Regions from separate parts of the Homo sapiens genome. Here region 2 is linked to region 1. The links are chromatin contacts, found by Hi-C or POLR2A ChIA-PET in ENCODE. All regions are on one chromosome and are shown on one strand. The core of a region is the stretch at or near the end of the contact, and the rest is flanking DNA. Distances in the headings are between cores, read along the strand shown.

Region 1 (2,700 bases), core at 57-2,556:
CCACTCTTCCCGAAGACACTACAAAACATTTGCAATGGCACACTTATACTCTCACCCCTCTCCAAGCCTGTCTACCACCAGAGAGTCTCAGTTTGTTAATGCAGTACATTTTCTGGAGTTAATTTTTTTTTCCCCTTATAGTCTAGTGAATAAGCTTCTTAACAAGATTGGAACATATTACATACTTTGGCTTCCCCATCAAGCCTATTGCAGAGAATTCTGGATGCAGTGGTGAGACTTTCTGAACTGAAACTGCACAGCTAGGAAGTTATATTTTCAGCTTGATCTCAAAGTTTGTAAACTGGTCTGTTCACAGGGATGCAGAGGTGTCCACAGTAGCTCTAGTGAATGTAGAGCTGTACCAGGCCTGGTAGAATATCTTTGAACCTTTGAAAATGCATTAGTCTTTCTCTACTAACATTCTCAATTTCACCAGCTCAGAAACAGATTTTGTATCTTAAGTATAAGTTATGATCCCCAACTGTCTCGCAACTTAAGTTCTGATCAAAAGTAGATTTGTTCTACAGCCTGGCTACGGAAAAGGCCTGCTTCCTCTGTATCCTCATTCAAAACTTAAAATAAATAGTATAATGTCTGTGTATGCAATTTCTAATGGAAGTATTTTCTGAAAGGCAAAACTCAAGAGTTATTTGTTTAGTTTTGATTAAAGTTGTCAAAGGCATTCTACTGAAGTAAAATAAATTATATTTATATAATATTGATTGTTTTAATCTAATAATTTTAATTTTAAAATGTTGGTCAGTGCAGCTGTTTAGGCACCAAATGATCAGGTAGTGATGATTGTCTGAAACTTCAAAAATCAGAGCAAGAAATTGTCATTTATTGTGTTCTGACTTTATGGAAGTCTCAATGAATGCTACAAACTTTTCCAAGTGATGTTTTACAGAATTGCTTTTAAAAACCCCAGAGGGTAAACAGTATTCTCAGAATAAATAGAAAAATGCTGACCTTGTCAGATTTAGCTGCTGAAAGCCAAGCTGTTTTAAGACTTGGAAGATCAAGGGTCACAGTTATAAACAACACAGATAAAAAAAGAAGAAAAAAGAGGAAGAAAGTAAGAAAGCTGGAAGGAAAAATAAAGTATAGTGAGTTACACCATGAATATAAGTAATAAATACATTGACCTTGACAAAAAGGGAATGAGATACTTATGTGGAAATATAAAATAAAAACAAGGCAAAATTTTTTTTAAAAACTCGCAGCCCAAAACTACTTGAAAAAGATGTTTCTTAGAGTATATTTAGAACCGGAAATGAGTCACTTTAATTTCATCTGTTTTTGGTTTCAGAAGGGGAGAAAGGTCAAAGCTTCTTTGTTTTAAGTGAGCTGGTCACTCCTTCTGAAGTGTAAAATGATAGGGGTCAGGAGTCCTAATGAAACAGGCATTTCCCAGACACCCAGAGCTGCAGAAGAGGTCTCCATAGTGGCAGGCCAAGAACTGGGCTTCAAAAAGGTGTTTTAAACAAAGGCAAGGCAGAGCTTGACCCTTTCTTGACTTTCACCATATGGACAACAGGATGTAGAAATTGGCCATTCCTTTCTATATTTTCATAAATTATCACACATTATAGCCCCACAACCAAACCATTATAGTGCCATTCACACCTAGGCCCAAGACACAGAGGTATATTTTTTATATTGCCCTGGTACAGGTGATGTTTTCTGTTAAGCCTAGATGAACTGAAACAATATTAGGAAGAAATTCTCATTGCTGAGAACAAAAGTACGCACTAATAAAAAAAGTGAGTGTTCTTAAACCTACTGGATTCAACATCCTTTGAATGGGAACGTTAAAATATAATACATCCAAAACAGTGTTGGGCTCAAGCTGACTGAAGAGACAGATTTTAAGAAGTGAGCCCTATCTTTACTCTGAGCACGGAAGGCCAAAACAAACTGTCTTCTTCAGCAAGAAAGTAAGAATACATTGCTTTCTATGTCTTCACCAGATTTGTCCAAGGTAAGGAGGTCTGGACTGTGGAGAAGATGGAGTTTGGAAGGATATGCAGCTTATAAATGCAGTTAGACACAGAGGATTTCCATTGCATCTCCAGTTTGTTGGTGGCTGGTTCCTCCTTTGCTGGTCTCTTTTATTCCATCTGGAAGATTCTGTTCATGTACACCTCTGAACTCTAAACTAGTTGTTCCTGACTTTGTCTCTGCAACATTTTTTCAGGCCTGTTGTATTCCTGACCTTGCTTCCTCTGTGCAATATATTTACTCCAGGTCATCTCTACCATGCCTGTCACCATTTTGCTTAATGGTTGGGGTTTGATGTTTTTGACCTTGGGTTGAACCCAGGAATGAATAACTTCTCTATACTGGCTCAGTGGCTGAATTATCAGTGTCTTTCCCTGACAATGTGCATGTTTTCAATGATTAGAAATGCAGCCTCCAAATAAGGAAAAAGGATAATATTTGCATAGGCCGTGCTTAGTTGCAGGTTTTGGAGCCGGAGATGTTCCAGCATAGATGCCTGTTCATAGAAGTGCTCCAAAATTGTATTTAGTGTAATGACACGTCCTCTTTAAAACCCTTTATAACTTTCTTCTTCCCTGGCCTCGTAAGAGGATAGAGAAATGTTTCTCGGCCATTACATGCGACTCTTTACAGGTTATCATATTCATTATGTCATTAGATTTACCACAACCCTGAAAACTTAATAGAGAAATTATTATC
Region 2 (2,700 bases), core at 15-2,514, 700 kb before region 1:
TGGGTGCTGTGAAAATGACATCTTCATTCGACAAAACAATATTCAGGTCTTTTTGGCTTATCTTAATTTTTTCCACCAGAAATTTAGAACTACTGATTTTCTCTCTTCGTGCTTCAACACAAAGGAATCCCTCCAAAAGTGTTTTGAATATCTGAGAAGAATCATTTAGTGATTGAAATAAATATACATTAGAATCCACAAATCATTCTTCTTGTGAAACAAGCTGTGTAGTGACTTTCATTACTAATATTAAAATATATCTCTTTGTAGACATAAATTTTTAGTACTTGGGCTATAAAGAAATCATAATACTTTTTCAATCAATTAATGCTATCTCATAATGACAAATGAAAGTAATAAGTTCCCCACATCAGCCTGATTCATCTTCGAGTGAGAATGGGGAGTAGTGGTGGGAGAGGGTGGTGGACTCTAGTGGGAAACCTCGACGATTGTAAATCACCATCTGGACCTGCTGAGTTGTCCTCTTGAAAACCTCAATCACATTCTTGGAGGAAAGTTACTAAGGTGCCTTTTTAAGTGCACCAGAACAGGTAATTGAACCACACATGTGCCCTAAATTTAGGTGCAGAGTTTCCCTGAATTTCATTATTATATGGATTAAGATGGGCAGCTCCCACCTGGACGATACCTTAATCAAAAAGAGAAAAAGTGTGACGAAAACAAGGGCAATAATAACATTACCAGCACTGTACTGATCAAATGCCCACAAATAGTTCAGAACAACGGTGCTAAAAAGCCGCTTTAATTCTGAAACAGAAAGTCCTGAGACACCGAGCGCCATCTAGCAAGCAAAGTTAGAATCAAAGTATGCCTGAGTCAAGCACAGAGCACAGAAGGACAGGGGATGGGGAGGTAAAGGGGGACTTCGAGATCACTTGCTGTGATTTAACCATCCACCCAGTCTCACCTGAGCCCAGAGCTACCTGCAAGTTTCTGCTCTTCGCCTCACCGACCAGCTCAAATAAACCTAACAACTGAGGTGAGACAGACCGTTTCTGCCTCCAGCCAAGGCTAAAGGACAGCTCCTCGCAGGATTGCTTATTGTCTTTAATTAGAACAGGCCGCTTCTCCATCCCCTCCTACCACCTCCCCAAAATCAGCCTAGTGTCTAACTAGTTTTGCACCTTCTTATCCAAATGGGGACAAAGAGCAGTGCCTGAAAGGCTCACCTTGGGCTGAAATGATTCCCAGGGCTTCAGCGCAGAGGAAAGCGCATCGCTGGGAAAACATAGCACGATATGAGAAGTCACTCTGAGTTTACAAGGCTGCCCAGACGCCTCCTGACAGGCGATCTGAGCTCTCTCCGAGTGGCATAAGACACATATTTACTTAACAAGCCACTGATGGTCATGGAAATGGAATGCTGCCTCCTAAATATAAATGCTGTAACTTTATTCTTCTCCAGGCAACTGGGTCTTTGATATTTTCTTTGGCTGAAGAAAAGTCAAAGGTAGCTAGAAAGCTAGAAAACTACCCTGTTAGTGTGTAGCTTGAAGGGGGTGGGGGTGGGGTTGAAACACTTTTTAAAAATAATTTTAAAGTTTGAATAATGTTACCTAATTATATGAATATTCTTTGGAACTGGGCTAACAATGTAACTACAAAATAAAGCTTCTGGGATTTCAATGTGAAGAAAGTAAAGAATAATCTGCTGGTTTCTGTAGAGGCAGGTACCGCATATTTTTCTTTTAAACCAGTCCATCTGAATTCAAAAGACTGAGAGAGTTCATCTCAATAATATGTGTGCTTTCTAAAGAGTCTTTCTGGAATTTCATTTTAAGGCTGGAAAATAATCCAGTGTATATACATGCTAGTCTTAAACTACTCTTAATTTCCTGCTATTGAATATTGCCTCTATAGTAGCTCATTGATTCACATTGTTCTTAGAATACAGAGCCAGAGCTAGGCTTTTCTATTGTTCTCTCCTCATCTCCATGTCCCACACACAATTTTTTTCCCAGTGAAGTGAAGTTTTGTAAAATAACAACAAAAACAAAAACAAAAAAATTAGAAAATGAAATATTAAAATATTCCTGTTGAATATCAAATGCTACTCCAATCTCAGGTTTGCTACTTAATGAACACAAGCACAATAGATATGAAATAACAGTCCTCTTGATTTTTCTACTGTGCTATTTGCTGTGCAAAACAACCACATTAAGAATAAAGGAAGCATGAGATAAGAGTATGCTTAACACACTCACAGGTCATAGAACTTACAGGAAAAAAAAATCTCAGAAAAATCACAACCCACCCAACAAACCTAAGCCAATAAAGAGAGACTTCATAGTTTAACCCACAATTTAGAACACATCTAATACATTTCTACAAAACCTCCTTTTCTCCTTATGCCTGAAAATATGTGTAAAGATCTGAGGATGGACAGTAGACACAATTCATGCTCTCTCTTATTTCCCTCTCCCTCTCTGAAGTTCAGAAGAAAAGTTCCCAGGGCAGTCTTGCCTCCGGATGCCAATAAAAATTTAACTTTGTGTGTGTGTGTGTGTGTGTGTGTGTGTGTGTGTGTCTTGTTAAATAGTACATTTCTCCCATCAAGGTCTTCTTAAACACGGAACCTTCTCCTAGACAGGGTACCCAGCTGTTTAATTTAACATTGATTTATTGCTTTTAAAAGTAAATTTACACACATGCCAGCAGCGCTCCGTTTTGTTTCCCCAG

The links. Hi-C counts contacts between places; a loop is a spot of excess contacts on that map. ChIA-PET counts read pairs that join two places held with the same protein, here RNA polymerase II (POLR2A). Pooled maps may share reads with other maps.
Region 2: a loop to region 1 is called in a pooled map, with 2.8 times the contacts of the local background. The contact joins two enhancer-like sites. A Hi-C loop is called at or near these places in 3 of 50 pooled maps. POLR2A ChIA-PET finds 5 or more read pairs at or near these places in 2 of 52 experiments (HEK293 and OCI-LY7).

What each region holds. Positions count from the first base shown.
Region 1 is chr5:92,906,739-92,909,438 of GRCh38, reverse strand. No RefSeq gene overlaps it. Among named protein-coding and RNA genes, the nearest start is that of LINC02058, 32 kb to the left of the region's middle. Within about 2 kb of position 1,306, at least 2 of the 41 ENCODE cell types and tissues checked have a DNase peak (open chromatin) inside an H3K27ac peak, as active enhancers do.
Region 2 is chr5:93,606,100-93,608,799 of GRCh38, reverse strand. No RefSeq gene overlaps it. Among named protein-coding and RNA genes, the nearest start is that of MIR2277, 13 kb to the left of the region's middle. RefSeq lists a silencer at 683-977. Within about 2 kb of position 1,264, at least 4 of the 41 ENCODE cell types and tissues checked have a DNase peak (open chromatin) inside an H3K27ac peak, as active enhancers do.